Regions from separate parts of the Homo sapiens genome. Here region 2 is linked to region 1. A link is a contact called in ENCODE Hi-C or POLR2A ChIA-PET data. All regions are on one chromosome and are shown on one strand. The core of a region is the stretch at or near the end of the contact, and the rest is flanking DNA. Distances in the headings are between cores, read along the strand shown.

What was found. Hi-C counts contacts between places; a loop is a spot of excess contacts on that map. ChIA-PET counts read pairs that join two places held with the same protein, here RNA polymerase II (POLR2A).
Region 2: a loop to region 1 is called in a map of HepG2, with 4 times the contacts of the local background. The contact joins two enhancer-like sites. A Hi-C loop is called at or near these places in 9 of 168 maps with a recorded cell type or tissue (CD14-positive monocyte, GM11168, HepG2 and 5 more). POLR2A ChIA-PET finds 5 or more read pairs at or near these places in 8 of 52 experiments (AG04449, BJ, HEK293 and 5 more).

What each region holds. Positions count from the first base shown.
Region 1 is chr11:12,062,998-12,070,564 of GRCh38, forward strand. No RefSeq gene overlaps it. Among named protein-coding and RNA genes, the nearest start is that of LINC02989, 20 kb to the right of the region's middle. RefSeq lists enhancers at 2,939-4,138, 3,154-3,676. Within about 2 kb of position 3,319, at least 22 of the 41 ENCODE cell types and tissues checked have a DNase peak (open chromatin) inside an H3K27ac peak, as active enhancers do; they include PC-9, where a contact is called at or near this core.
Region 2 is chr11:12,282,375-12,289,941 of GRCh38, forward strand. It overlaps a transcript of MICAL2 not described here. Among named protein-coding and RNA genes, the nearest start is that of PARVA, 91 kb to the right of the region's middle. Within about 2 kb of position 2,862, at least 6 of the 41 ENCODE cell types and tissues checked have a DNase peak (open chromatin) inside an H3K27ac peak, as active enhancers do; they include PC-9, where a contact is called at or near this core.

The DNA.
Region 1 (7,567 bases), core at 2,069-4,568:
GCTCAAGTGATCCACTCACCTTGGCCTCCCAAAGTGCTGGGATTACAGGTATGAGGCACTGCACCAGGCCAAAATTTTTTTAAAAATCAGAAAATATAACAAAGAGCAAAGAAGAAAACAGATATTACTTATATAGCCACCAGCAGTTTACTATGTATAAATGTCCAGAAGGAAAAAAAGCTATATTCATATATGCATCTGGTTATATTATATATAGAGAGTCATGCATTCACAGCTCAAATTCAACTATGTTTAAAAATAAACATTTATATATAAGCTCTTTTTACTCTTGGAGAAATGTGGCCATAATAACAATTTTATACTCTATCCTAAGCATTAACACAGGTCCTTAAAAATTCTTTGTATGTATCATTTAATATGGCTACATTCTACTCTATCAAGTGGATCACCACTTATTAGTCATTTATTCTATTACCAGGCATGCAAGTTGTTTCCAGTTTTTCATTAACTCAAAAAAAAAAAAAAAAAACCACACACACACACTCTTTTGAGCGCGGTTGATGTAAGCCTTTATATACATTACTGATGGTGCCCTTAGCATGACTTACTGGGTTCAAGGTCATGAACATAACTTTTTTTCTTTTGAGACAGGGTCTCACTCTATCACCTATGCTGGAATGCAGTGGCACAGTCAATCACAGCTCACTGCAGCCTTGACCTCCCAGACTCAGGTGATCCTCCCACCTCAGCCTCCCAAGTAGCTGGGACTACAGGCGTGCGCCACCACACCCAGCTCATTTTTGTATTTTTAATAAAGACAGTGTTTTGCTGTGTTGCCCAGGCTAGTCTCGAATTCCTGGACTCAAGCATTCCACCTGCCTCAGCCTCCCAAAGTGCTAGGATTACAGGTGTGAGTCACTGCACCCAGTCAGAATATAACCTTTTTACAGCTTTATTGAAGTATAATTTACATAACATAAAATTCACCTATAGTAAATATACAATTCAATGATTTGTAATAAATTTGTATACTTTTACAACCATGTCCACAATCAGTTTTAGAATATTTTTATCAACCCAAAACATTTCATGCTATGCTCATTTGCAGTCAAATATAGTCCTACTTTAAACCCAGTCAACCACAAATCTACTTTCTTCCTCTATTGATTTGTCTTTTCTGGACATTTCGTATAAACAGAATCATACAACATGTATTCTGTTCTGTGTGGCTTCCTTCCCTTAGCATACTGTTTTTATGGTTCATTCATGTTGTGGCATGAATCAGTACTTTTTTCTTTTTATGCTAAGTACTATCTCAGTGGATGCGTTTATTACATTTTGCTTATTCATTCACCTGTCAATGGAAATTTGGATTGTTTCCAGTTTTTGCCTATTAAGAACAAAGTTGCTGTGAATATTTGCATACAAGTCTTTGTGTGGACGTATGTTTTCATTTCTCTGGGTTACATTCCTAGGAGTAGGTCATATAATAAGTTTATAGTTAACTTTTTAAGAAACTGCCAAATTGTTTTCCAAAGTGGTTGCTCCATTTTATGTTCCCACCAGCAACGTATGAGAGTTCCACTTTCTTCACATCCTGTGGTACCTCTTCGTGGTTGAATTTGCATTTTCCCAATAACTAAGGGTGTTGAATGTCCTTTCATGTGTTTATTAGCCATTTGTGTATCTTTTTCAAAGAAATGTCTGTTCAAATGTTTTTCTCATTTTTAATTTGGTTGATTGTCTTAGTGTTGTAAGAGTTCTTTATATATTCTGGAAATAAGTCCTTTATCAGATATATGATTTGCAATTCTTTTCTCTTAGTCTGTGGCTTGTCTTTTTGGGGTTTTTTTTGTTGTTGTTTGTTTTTGAGACAGTCTCCCTGTCGCCAAGGCTGGAGTGCACAGTGGCAGGATCTCAGCTCACTGCAACCTCCTCCTCCCAGGTTCACACGATTCTTGTGTCTCAGCCTCCCAAGTAGCTGGGATTACAGGCATGCACCACCACGCACAGCTAATTTTTGTATTTTTAGCAGAGATGAGGTTTCACCATGTTGACCAGGCTGGTCTCAAACTCCTGGCCTCAAGCAATCCACCCGCCTCGACCTTCCAAAGTAATGGAATTACAGGCATGAGCCACCATGCCTGGCCTTGTCTTTTCATATTTTTAATGGTATTTCTAGAAGAGCAAAAGATTTTCATTTTGATAAAGTCCAATTTACCTTGTTTTTCTTTTTAGATTGCCCTTTTTGGTGACTTGTCTAAGAAAGTTTTGCCTAACAAGGTCATAAACATTTTCTCCTATGTTTTCCTTTACAAGTTTTTAAAATATAATTTTAAAATAATTTTTCATTTTGAACATAATCCATAGTAACATTAAAAACAAATAGAAAATATAAACAGGGCACAGTAGCTCACACCTGGAATCCTAGCACTTTGGAAGGCAGAGGCAGGTAGAGTTCAAGATCAACCTGGGCAACATAGTGAAACCCTGTCTCTACTAAAAATACAAAAATTAGCCAGGCATGGTGGTGGGCACCTGCAATCCCAGCTATGTGTGAGTGTGTGAGGCTGAGATGGGAGAATCACTTGAATCCGGGAGGCAGAGGTTGCAGTGAGCGGAGATGGTGCCACTGCACTCCAGCCTGGGCAACAGAGTGAGACTCCTTCTCCGCCTAAAAAAATAAAAAAATAAAATTAGCCAGGTATCTTGGGGCATGCCTGTAGTCCCAGCTACTTGGGAGGCTGAGGTGGGAGGATTGCTTGAGCCTGGGAGATCAAGGCTGCAGTGAGCTGTGAGCATGTTATGGCACTCCAGCCTGAGTGACAGATTGAGACCCTGTCTCAAAAAAAAAAAAAAAAAAAGAAAGAAAGAAAAAGAAAATGTTGATCAGCAAAAGGAAGAAGTTACAGATCACTCATAATCCCCCTGCCCCAAAATTCATGTTTTGTTACACGTCTTTATTGGTTACCTATTGCTGCATAACAAATTATTCCCAAAATGTAACAGCTTAAAATAACACATTTATTATCTCAAAACTTCTGTGGATTGGGAATCTGGGAGCACTCTTCTTGGTGCCTTTGGCTCAGGATCACTCACAAGGCTGCAGTCAAGGTATCCCCTGGGGCAGCCATCGTCTCAAGCCTCCGCTGGAAGAGGGTGCATGTCCAAGCTTGCCCATGTGGCTGTGGGCAGGCCTCAAGTCTTCACTGGCTGTTGGCTGAAGGCATCAATTTCTTGCCATGTGGGTCTCCCCACAGGGCAATTCACAACATGGCGACTGGCTTTCCTGAGAGCAAGCAAACAAGAGCAGGCAAGAAGGTGCCCAAACAGGCCACCCCCTTTTTGTAACTTATTCATAGAAGTGACATCCCTTTATCTTGTGCCCTGCTGAATGCTTAGAGGTGAGTCACCAGGTCCAGCTCACTCTCCAGGGAAGGGGATTGCACAAGTTCTGAATACCAGGAGGTGGGGGTCATTGGGGACCGTATTAGAAGGCTGCCACGATGTCCTTCTTGTTACTCATCTTTTGTTGTTCTTACGTATTGGGTGGTAAATCTTCACCTGTGGAACTTTTTCCACAGATGCAGGGGCCCCTTTCTAGATTCTAGATTCTCCTGAATCAGGATCTCCTGAGAACCGCAGTTCTCTGTATGCTTATCTCTGAAAAGCTCCACAGGTCATTCTAATGGGAGCCAAGTAAGAGTCACTCAAAAGTGAGTATTTCCCATATGGATTACAACTGCATATATGTTTAGAAGCATTTTTTTTTCTTTTTATCCCCTCAAATAGTGTTGAACACAAATGTGTTCCAGGTGCTTGGTTCTCAGTGTGGGGCCATCATTTCCATTTCTCCTCAGGAAGCTGTGTTTTACGATCCCTTTGCAGGCAGAGCCCCACCAACCAGGCCTGGCGATCATGACATCCAATTCCAGGGGCTGCAGGGGAGCCCTTCCTTCCGAGTGAGCCACGAGGCTGCCTGCCCTGGTGTTTGGCTTCAGGCAGCTCTGACATCAATCTGTCATTCCAGAGGACACTTTTAGATGTAAGTCTGCTGGTGTGGGGACTTTATGAGAACAGGAATCCCTGGCTGTGAAATTGCTGGCATTTCATGATGTGAGAGAAGATTTACAAGCTCCATGCTGAGCTAGGCTCTTAACACAAGCCCAAGCAGTTACACAATCCAGCCTGCCAGGCAGGCAGAATGTGCAGGGAGCGGCAGGTGGGAGGAAGGGGAAGCTGCCACTTTACCATGCTCAGGACGCCTGGCCCTATCCAAACACCCACTGGGGGCTTAGTGCAAAGTTGCCTTAACTGTATTCACTGCAGCACGGGTCCCTCTGCAGATCTTAGTAAGCAAATGGGCAGTGGTATGTTGTGAGACTGTGGATTCAGAGAGGAAGGAATTTCAAAGGTCACTCTCTCCCGTCCTCTCCTGATGCTCCCCTCCCACCTTCCTAGCTAAAAGCTAACTCCTACTCCCCAATCCAAAGGAAACACAAGCATGCCCTCTCCCATAATCCTGTTCAATTTTTTTTTTTTTTTTTTGCATAACCCTATCTCTACTGTGTATGTATACATTTTAGTTTTTTCATGGCTTTTTTTTTGTGTGTATGTGTGTGTTGTTTATCTCTCCTGCTTGAATGTGAGCTTTCTAAAAGCAACAGCTTTGCCTGTCTTGTCAGTTTTACTTCTGGCATTCAAATCATTGCTAGACCTCAGTACATCCAGACATTGCTAGACCTCAGGCGCTGGCCTGTAAGGTCCTGAACGCCCTGCTTCCAGTATCCAAATATTCATTCATTCATTGAATGCACAGTTTTACCACTGTACCTGCTCAGGTCTCCTAAGCTTAGTGGTGGCCTCATCACACTGATTTTCACCTTGATAGGTTGATTCAATGAATGAATTAATGACTGTTGTGATTCTGCCAGGGGCAGAGAGCTCAGGACCTTATGGATCAGCCCAGCCTGGGTCTGATGGCTCTCACTCTTGGCCCCTCCTCATTTTTCCCTGCTGTCTCCCTGTGTGTACCCCCCTTCATTGTCCTCACTTGAAAGGCCACTCTGAACTAGCCTGCTCCTCTTGGAGCGCCCCAGAGATTCAAAAACAGCAGCTGCATGCTTTTCAAGATGAATGTCCCTGTTTCTTTTAGCTGTCTCTCGCGTGTCATTGTCATCCTACTCACCATCCTCGGGAGGGGTCTAGCGAGCCATTGTCCCTCAATAATTTGGGTTAAGTCTTTGAGATTCTTAGTAAGTCTTGGCAGTTTGCAGATTTTGAGACACTTCCCACTCAACACTTAGCTCATTTCTTCATGCTCAGATTTTTCATGTAGAAAAACAGTCAGTGGGTTTAATTGAGGATTGGTGCTTTTAACCAATTCTCTCTCTGTTTCTTTGCCCAAATTTTCTAGTGGACAACAGCCAAAAGTAGGGGCCCCTGGATCTTCAGGGTCAAATGGCCCTATTGTTTCCCCCCTACCAGAAGTATTTTATGGTCCCACCCTACAGAGAAGAGGGGACCAGCCCCCTGTCTCTCACTGAAGGGCAGTCTCACTTGGGAGGGGTGGAGTATGTGGGGCCTGGGACCCCTAGGGTACTTTTCCAGAGTCTGAGATGAAGGAGGTGTGCTGTTTGAAAATGGACACATGGGCTGGGTGCAGTGGCTCACACCTGTAATCCCAGGACTTTGGGAGGCTGAGGCAGGTGGATCATGAGGTCAGGAGTTCGAGAGAAGCCTGGCCAAGATGGTGAAACCCCGTCTCTACTAAAAATACAAAAATTAGCCGGGTACGGTGGCGGGCACCTGTAATCCCAGCTACTCGGGAGGCTGAGGCAGGAGAATCTCTTGAACCTGGGAGGCGGAGGTTGCAGTGAGCCGAGATTGCGCCACTGCACTCTAGCCTGGGTGACAGAGCAAAACTCTATCTCAAAAAAAAAAAAAAAAAAAAAAAAGAAGGAAAAAGAAAATGGACACATGATATTCTTATTATTCTCACCATTTAATCTACAAATTCAATTTTGTGGCCTCGTGGGGAGAGATATCTAAGTGTGCGGGTTTATGAAGGTTGAGACACTGGCTGGGACTTGGCACCTGTCAGGTCTCCTATGCTTAGAGTGGCCTCACCACACTGACATCCAACTTGCATGCTGATTCTGACTTCCCCCTCTTCCAGCTGGGCACAGTGCTCCTTTTGGCTCCAGGTGCAGAACCCAAGTGTACAACAGGAAGATCCCTGCTCCGCCTCCTGGGAGGGGTGTTCCTCCCAGGAGGAAACCATGTGGAGGGGTTTGATAAACTAGCAGGCGGCCAGCAGGGAAGGGTAGGTGTCGCATCTGGTATCCATCAGCCACTGCTCTGTCCCGGGTCCCAGGTAGCCTCCAATCTCTGAAGAGGGCCCTGAGCCCTGAACTGGCAGGTGTTTGTTTATCAGAGATTTCTGGATGATCTTGCAGGTGACAGGGAGGAGCAATGATTACGTACGTCCCCTGCTTGACAATCGTTCCATTCATTCATCTGCCCATTCCCTTGCCCAGCCGACACGTGCTCTGGGGCCCATGTAGCCAGGCCCTGCGCCGCGTTCCTCTCTCCTCTTTCCCTCTTCTTGCTGCTCCACCTCCCTTCACAAAGGAATTTATGTAGACTTTCAAATAAAACATTCAGCCATAAAAAACTAAATGCCCAAGAACACTCAATTATGCAAAAATGCTGCTTAATTTTCATGAAAAAATTTTAAATAAGAAAGTACCCAAATGAGAGTTTTGTAGAAACATCCACATCAATTTCTGGCTGAATAAAATACCCCGAGTCATTTCTTATTGAAAGTCTACGCACTTCAGTATCATTTGGAAAAATAATCACGGCTTACATATTTCATAGTGGAGAGTTGAGAGGGCAGGGATTCGGGTGACAACTTTATTAAAGAAAAGGACAAAGTGGGTTTCGTTATCCATGGAATCCTGCTTGGGCCGCTGGGATTCAGATAAGTGTCAGTGTCACTTAGAAAGGTGACTTAGGATTATATACTGTCACAAAACAAGTAACAAAATTTAAAAGGCTGGTTGTTTGGGGGCCTTATGAAGACACGTATCTGTTGTCTTAATGATGAGAGAAGCCCCATTCTATGGATGTGGCTGGGCAATTATGTGGGGTGCCTGCTCTGATGGCCACTTCTACCACCATCAAACCCCTGGCATCTAGAACTCTGAGCATCACCATCCACTACTGCCCATCCGGTTCACAAATGGCAGGGCCCACAACACAGAGGTAAAGTCAACATTTTATTTGGAGATGTTTACTGCTGCTACTAATTGAAACCCACCATCAGAGCATCAGACCTATAATGGACATTCTTGGGGACCATAGCCCACCCACTTATCAGCCCTCACCAGTTTTTGGATCCCAGTTTAGGTGCAAATCTCTTTGTGCCTCAGTCTCCTCACTTCTAACATGGGTAATTGCACAAGGATTAGCTCTGGGAATCTCATAGCAGCTGCTGTTGTGTAAACAATAAGAGGTTCAGAGTGTTCTGAGGAGTCTCCTGATGTTCCAGAAGGTCTGTGTCATTGAGTCTACGAAATATGAGGACCAAAGGGCCTCCGAA
Region 2 (7,567 bases), core at 1,612-4,111, 220 kb after region 1:
GGCTCCAGCTCCCCATTTCCAGATATGAAGTTGGCCTGCCTTTCATCCCTTCCCTCCATTTCCCCTCCAATTGCCAGACGGTTTTAGGCAACTTACAAGAAAAACATAAAACAAAATTGTACATTTATAAATATGAAAGATCAAGCCTCAAAATCAGGTCTAACAAAACCAGTTTAGGAGGGATAGACCCCAGAGAGGCAGACCATAATCCTAAACAGTTGCTCTAATTGAATCATAAGTTTGATTCTGAGTTTTCTAGCTTCCAGCATTTAAAAGGAAACACAGAACATCGTTACTCTCATTGTTTATGAGGAAAACATATATTGGTTTGCAGCAGGTCTCTGAGTAGGCACAACTTCTCCTAATGCTTAACTCTGTAGTTTCTGGCTCATACCAAATAGATGATATTGAGAAATGTGTTCGATCATGTCTTAACAGTTCCTCAGAAAATGCAGCCTTAGTATTCTCGAGGCTGTTTCTTACAGCAACCCTTGCTGGAAGGTGAGGGCATGACAAAAAAACATGACTCAGTGATAGCAGTTTTCTTAGCGGGATGGGGTTGTGTTGGGAGACTAGTTGGGTTGGGTAGTGAAGCCAAAGCATTTTGTTTCTGACAGTCCAGTTTAACGCCAGAATAAAATACAGAGTAGGTAAGTGGGTAGAATGCGTGACTCTCAAACAATTCTTTGTCGAGTTAGTCTTCATCAGTCATTGTTTTATCATTGCTAGGTGGACCACATTGTACAGTTAAGCTCTCTGGCACAGGTCTAAGTGCTGTGCTTTGTGCTGCTGGTTATGGTAACCCCATCACTTTACCAAATAATGCAGGGTTGACCCTTTGTGTGGGTTTTATGGAGCTTCATTAACCACAATTCTCACCTGGATAAATGCCTCCAAGGTAGACCAAGGGAATGCCAGACAAGACCAGGATATTGCTTTGAAAAGACTCCTGGTTGCAGTGTGGAGTTTAAAAAAAAAAAAAAAAAAAGACTCTACGTTGGTCCAGCCATGCTCATAGAAGCATTATTCACATTAGCCAAAAGGGGGAAACAAATCAAATGTTCAACAGACAAATGGATAAACAAAACGCAGTATATCCATACAGCAAAATGTTATTCAGACTTTAAAAAGAAGGGACTCTGACATGTGCTACAACTTAGATGAACCTGCAAAGCATGCTGCTAAGGGAAATAAGCCAGTCATAAAAGGACATACATCAGTTTGGGATGAGGGCAGAGTTCTGGAGATGGGTGGTGGTGAGGTGGTGATGGCTGCACAGCAGGGTAAGTGTACTTAATGTCACTGAAATCTAGACTTAAAAATGTATAAGTAACAATTTTTATATTATGTATATTATTTTCCACAATTTTTAAAAAGACTTCGGGGACTACCTTGGCACATGAAGAAACTTATTACATCCTCAAAGTTCACAGAGCGTGCCCAAGAGGATGGCCTGAAATACAGCTCACACCCTATGTTATGGAGGCTGCAGAAAGCCCCCTAAAACATCAGGGTCAGGGATTCGTGATAATCTTGTTTAAAAGGCAGATTCCCAGGTTCTCACCATCAGAAATTCAGATTGAGTGGGTCTGGAGTGGTGCCAAGTGTGTGCATTCTGTGTAAGCATCCCCAGGGGCTTTGACACAGTGGACCATGTTCTACACTTTGGGAGTTTCAGAAATGCAGCTTTGTGGAAGGCCTTCCTAGATGAATTCATTGTGAAATCCACACCCAAGCAACTAAATGAATCGATCTAGTGCATTGGACTCTTAGCTATAAACTAATTAGATTTAGGAGAACAACCTGCCCCGAATTATTCTGGCTTAGAGGAATTGATATTTATCCATCTTTTTTTCTGGCAATAATTTGATCCAATGGAATATGGAGGACACTTATCAGTTTGTAGCAATGAAATGATATCATCAGCACCACATGGGAAAATACCCTCTCACTCCTTTTACAGTGGGTCATGCACTAAGATCTCTGAAAGTGCTCCTTTAAAATAAATAAACACACATAGAATATAAGCTAAAAAGAAGGGATCAGCCCACTTTATGCTGCTCAGCATTACTAGATGAAGTCATTACTACCCACCCTATTGTTCCCGTTGTGGTAAAAATGTGTGCATGTGTGTTCTATTAACACCAGTGATGGAAAATCTCTCTTGAACTTTAGCCATTTCCAATAGGTTCCATTCCACAAAGTTACAAGCTAAGAAGAAGCAATTAGAGCTTTATGCAATTTTTTTTTTTAGAAATGTCTTCATTAAGTGATTAAGAGGCTAGCTTTGGCCAGCAGGATGTAGCTGTGCTTAAGACCTGCTTGCTCCTTATGGAAAACATCCAGCCTGGAAAGCCCAGGCAGCCAGCAATTGGGGGGTGGGCTATTCATCTCCTCATGGGGAGCTGGGAAGACTGTGTGCCCATCCATACAGGCTCCTCCTCAAACCCATGGGCTTGATTTTGAGAGCAGGCCTGTGGGATTGGGAACCTGCCAGACAGAGCAGACATGAAGCGCCTCCAAATGTAACCACCCGAAGGGTTCTCCTTGCCTGCTGCCTAGACTGAGCTGATTTCTCAAGACAGGGGAATTGCGATAGAAAAAGAGTTTAATTTACACAGAGCTGGCTGTACAGGAGACCAGAATTTTATTATTACTTAAATCAGTCTCCCTGAAAACTCGGGGATCAGGATTTTTAAAGATAATTTGTTGAGAAGGGGTTCGGAAAATGGGGAGTGCTGATTGGTCAGGTCAGAGATGAACTCATAGGGAGTCAAAGCTGTCCTCTTGCACTGAGTCAGTTCCTGAGTGGGGGCTAAAAGACCAGATGAGCCAGTTTATCAATCTAGGTGGTGCCAGTTGAACCTCTGAGCGCAGAGTCTGCAAAATATCCCAAGCACTGATCTTAGGCTTTACAATAGTGATGTTAGCCTCAAGATGCAATTTGGGAAGGTTCGGAATCTTGCAACTTCCAGCTGCATGACTCTTAAACCACAATTTCTAATCTTGCGGCTAATTTGTTAGTCCTGCAAAGGCAGTCTTGTCCCCAGGCAGGAAGGGGGTTTGTCTGGGGAAAGGGCTGTTATCGTCTTTGTTTCCAAACTAAACTATAAACTAAGTTCCTCCCAAAGTTAGTTCAGCCTACGCCCAGGAATGAACAAAGACAGGGTGGAGGTTAGAAGCAAGAGGGATTGGTTAAGTCAGATCTCTGTCACTGTCATAATTTTCTCAGTTATAATTTTTGCAAAGGCATTTTCACAAATGGAGTAAGGGAAAGAGAGGAGCTGAAGGAGCTGGTCTTGAGGAAGGAAAGCCCCCAGGTAGTAATTGTCACCTGTGCTCCACAGCCTGGCTGCTAAGAAAGAGTTCCACTGTGAGACCTGGCAGGGAGTGGAATATCTAGGACTGTTTCTAGACAGAAAGAAAGACAGAGGGCTGGGCTAGCTGGGCCTTGGATTTAGGGTCCTGGATTCAGACCCTCCCTGCGTCCATCTCCCACACCCACATCATGCCCTTGGGCTTCCTTTCCGTTCATGCTTCCTGGCCCTGCCTGTGTGCACATTCAGATGTTCACCGTCCCCATCCTTTCTCTCCAGCAGTGATGGAGGCGCAGGGGCCTGAAGCCTGGGAATGCATCTGCAGGCCTTGCCTGGGAACAGGGAACACGTGGACCCCACTGCCCACTCTCACACCCTAAGTGACCAAGACCTGTTTTTCTTCTGCATGTGATGTTCATTTTGCTCAGCTAATCCTCAAGGCCCAGCTGGCAGAGGGGTCTTCCACAGGAAGTACAGTGTCCCGCAAATATGTTTCCCTTGGAACCAGGCCAAGGGAGGGCCACAGCAATGATGGTCCACAGCCTCAATTAAACCTGGTTTCCAAAGGGTTTGGGGGGCTCTGTGGGGAAAGGGGAGGCAGAGAGTAGAACTTCCTGCAGCTTCCTGGCTTCAATCAGAGCAGCTCCAGTTTTTAATGTATTACATATATGGAACATTGATGGCCCGTGATGACCTTAGCTTTAAATAACTGTTCTGACATGAATGAATATGTGCATGTACGTATGTACACATGCATGTATAAATATGTCTACACATATGCATATACGCATAGATGCATGTAGATGCTCACTGATGATCTTAGTAATGATGGTTCATAATTTGAGGCATTCTCTGAGGGTGGTACCTGTCCCATAGCAGGGTCTCAAATATTTGATGCCAGGTGTGGTGGCTCATGCCTGTAACCCCAGCACTTTGGGAGGCCGAGGTGGGAGGATCACTTGAGCCCAGGAGTTTGAGACCAACCTGGGCAACACAGTGGGACCCTGTCTCTATAAAAAATAAAAATTAAAAAATTATCTGCGTGTCGTGGTGCATGCCTATAGTCCCAGCTACTCGGGAGCCTGAGGTGGGAGTATCATTTGAGCCCGAGAGGTCGAGGGGGCAGTGAGCCATGACCCCACCACTGCACTCCAGCCTGGTGACAAGCAAACAAAAACACAAAAATATTTGATGTGTGAACAAATGAAAAGTTTGGTAGAGTGTGTTGTGGGGACAGCAGTATGGTGTGAGGGAAGGAGAGAGTTCAGTCTATTATAATCATTAGTCTATTGACTTGTGGTAATTGAGCTATAGGAGATAAATTCCTACTTACTCTACACATTTAATGGACTCTTCCTCCCACCCCATCTTCCCTGTCCCTTTCTTTTTCCACAGCAGCTCTGCAACGGGCCAATAGCTTCCAGTCTCCAACCCCAAGCAAATACCAGAACTGGAGGAGAGAATTCTGGTGGAGTGAGTCACTAGCTCTCTGGGGGTGGGAGGCTGGGGCTGGGCAGAAGATCTCTGGTTAATTCTCAGGGGCAGCCGTTCTCATTCCTTACATGGTATCTCTCTGGCATGGCCTCCTGGTTGTCAGAGGCAAGAAATAAAATATAAGCTTGACTTTATTTCCACTGCTGACTAGAGGGAGCCTTTTCCAAGGGACTCAAGATCTTCCCATCCCCCTCCACCCCACCCCTGGCTCAGGAATTATGGAGCCTTAGGATTCTACAGTTTCACCCAGACAGGGCCTTAGCCATCATTGCCTCTAAGCTTTTTGAAATACAGATGAGTAAACTGAGGTTCAGGAACTCTATGATTTGATTCTGTACACTGGAGTGAGACTGGGCCATCAGATTAACGGCCTCACACAAAACAGGATGCTACACACAGACACCCACACATCCACACACACACACATGCACACGCACACACACTCACACCCCTACACATACACACACATACACACCTGCTCCTTTTTCTGAGTCACCCTTGGTCCCAGTGTCCTGGGGAAGAGCAGGGCTGTGGCAGGTGCTGAGGCGGCAGGCCCTGCCAGGGGGCGCAGTGAACACGCACAGTCTCACAGCATCTAGGCAGGCCGGGGATCCAGGGACTGCAGCACTCACTGAGCAGAGTTACCTCCTCAGGCCCTGAGCGAGGGGCAGAGACTCTTCATCCAGTTCCAGGCTCATCGCTGCCTTCCACCTCCCCCCACACCCACTCCCTCTCCAGCCTCACCCTAGGAGAGGAGGACCCAGAAAGGCCTTGGCTTAGACAGGGGTTTCTACCAAGAAACGTTGTTGCAGTTGGAACTGAGCCCTGGTCTTCCTTCCTTCTGAGTCAAGGCTCCCAGCCAGTGAGTCATTCCCCCACCATCCCCAGACGCACCACCGTCACACCAGGTCAGGCTGGGACAGGGGCACCTTGGGAGCAGGACCCAGGGCTGCACTCTTGGGCAGGCCACTTCATCTGAGGACAGCCTAGAGTCACTCCTGAATCCTCTGACAGCCCCCAGCGGCGACAGCAGAGGGCAGAGGAGCTAGCATTGCCACACATGGGTCATCGCCTTTACTGCCCTGCTCTGGCCCTCCCCAAGTCCCTGGAAGCCTGCTGCCCAGGCCCGGACTATATGAGTGTAGGGTCCATCCCAAGGCTTCCAGCCCACTCTACTGTGTGCCACCAGTGTGGGGGATCAGTCCCTCCTCAGGAAGCTCCCAGCCTGGGGTGAGAGCAGGGAGGCTGGTGGGAGACCCTCCCAATAGGGCTGGGTCGCTGGGGGAGGTGCAGGAGCAAGAGGACTGCTGAGCAGCCCCATGGTGTCTGGGATGGGCCTGGGAAACTCAGCCTTTAGTTATCAAGGAGTATTGCACAGCGTTTCTCGAGAGTATACAAAAGCTGCTTTGAGGGCAGGGCTTGAGTTTTGATCATTTCAATCAGCCTAGTGTCTAGCATGGTCTGGCCCGGAGGAGGAACCCAATCCTTGTTTGCTGAATCAATGAATGAAGTAAGGAACCAAGGAGCGAGCTGGCTGGACTGCGTACAAAGGGAGGACATGGATTCAGGCCTGCTCAGGCTGCCGCCCCTAGAGGGCGCTCCAAGACTTTGAGGGGGATTTGAGCCTTGCAAAACCTCCAAGTTCTGGGAAGCTGCACCATGGAGTCCCAGTCTCCCGAAAATCCCCAGAGCTGAAAGCCACGAGAGCCATCTTTTTTATTGTCTTTACTTTGCCCAAAAGAAAACCTCAGGGAGCAGGGCTGGCATTGCCATTGGGAGCAGAATGCATGGTACCATCCCTCCTGTCCAGAGGCATTACTGCCCCATCACAGCTGGTTCTGGCCCCAAGCCCCAGGTGGGAGGGCCGGAGGGGATATGTGGCTGCCCTGGGCACCCTCCCCAGCTGATCATGCTGCCAGATGACCTCTAGGATCTACGAGAAAGGTTGCTGCTGCCAGAGGGCCCAGAGAGGAGGTAGCACAAGCGCCTGACCCAGAGGCAGCCTGGATGCTGAAACTCAGGCGCTGGTGTGCGCATCAGCCTCCTTCGCACAAAACAACCCTAAGGGCCAGCTGCACGTGTGACTGAGACCCCTGCAGAAGGCAAGGCAGCCCCCGGTGGGCCATACCAAGGTTTCAAGGAAACGGCCAGCAGAGGGGGATGTGAGTTGGCCAATGAGGAGCTCTTGGCTCAAGAGTTGGAGAAATCCTGGCTGGGTAGAGTGTGCAGCCCCCTCTGGAATGGGCCAGGGCTTCAGCAATGTCTTTACTGGACGCGGCTTGAGTGCGTGAGAGGGTGGGAAACTAATGGAGTTCATATTTTGCTGACAACTAGCTTTTACTTTGTGTCCTGTGCCACTGGGCACCTCTTGTTTTTTTTTGTTTTTTTTTTTTTTCTTCTTGAGATGGGGTCTCACTTGGTCACCCAGACTGGAGTGCAGTGGCGTGATCTCAGCTCACTGCAATCTCCGCCTCCCAGGTTCAAGTGATCCTCCCACCTCAGCCTCTCGAGTAGCTGGGACCACAGGCGCGCACCACCATGCCTGGCTAATTTTTGTATTTTTGGTAAAAACAAGGTTTCGCCATGTTGGCCAGACTGGTCTTGAACTCCTGAGCTCAAGTGATCCATCCACCTCGGCCTCCAAAAGTGCTCTGATTACAGGTGTGAGGCACCATGCCTGGCCAACTGGCAATCTCTTTTTAGCCCATGTTATCTGCTCAACCACCCCATGAAGCTGCACCAGACAGCCCACTTTT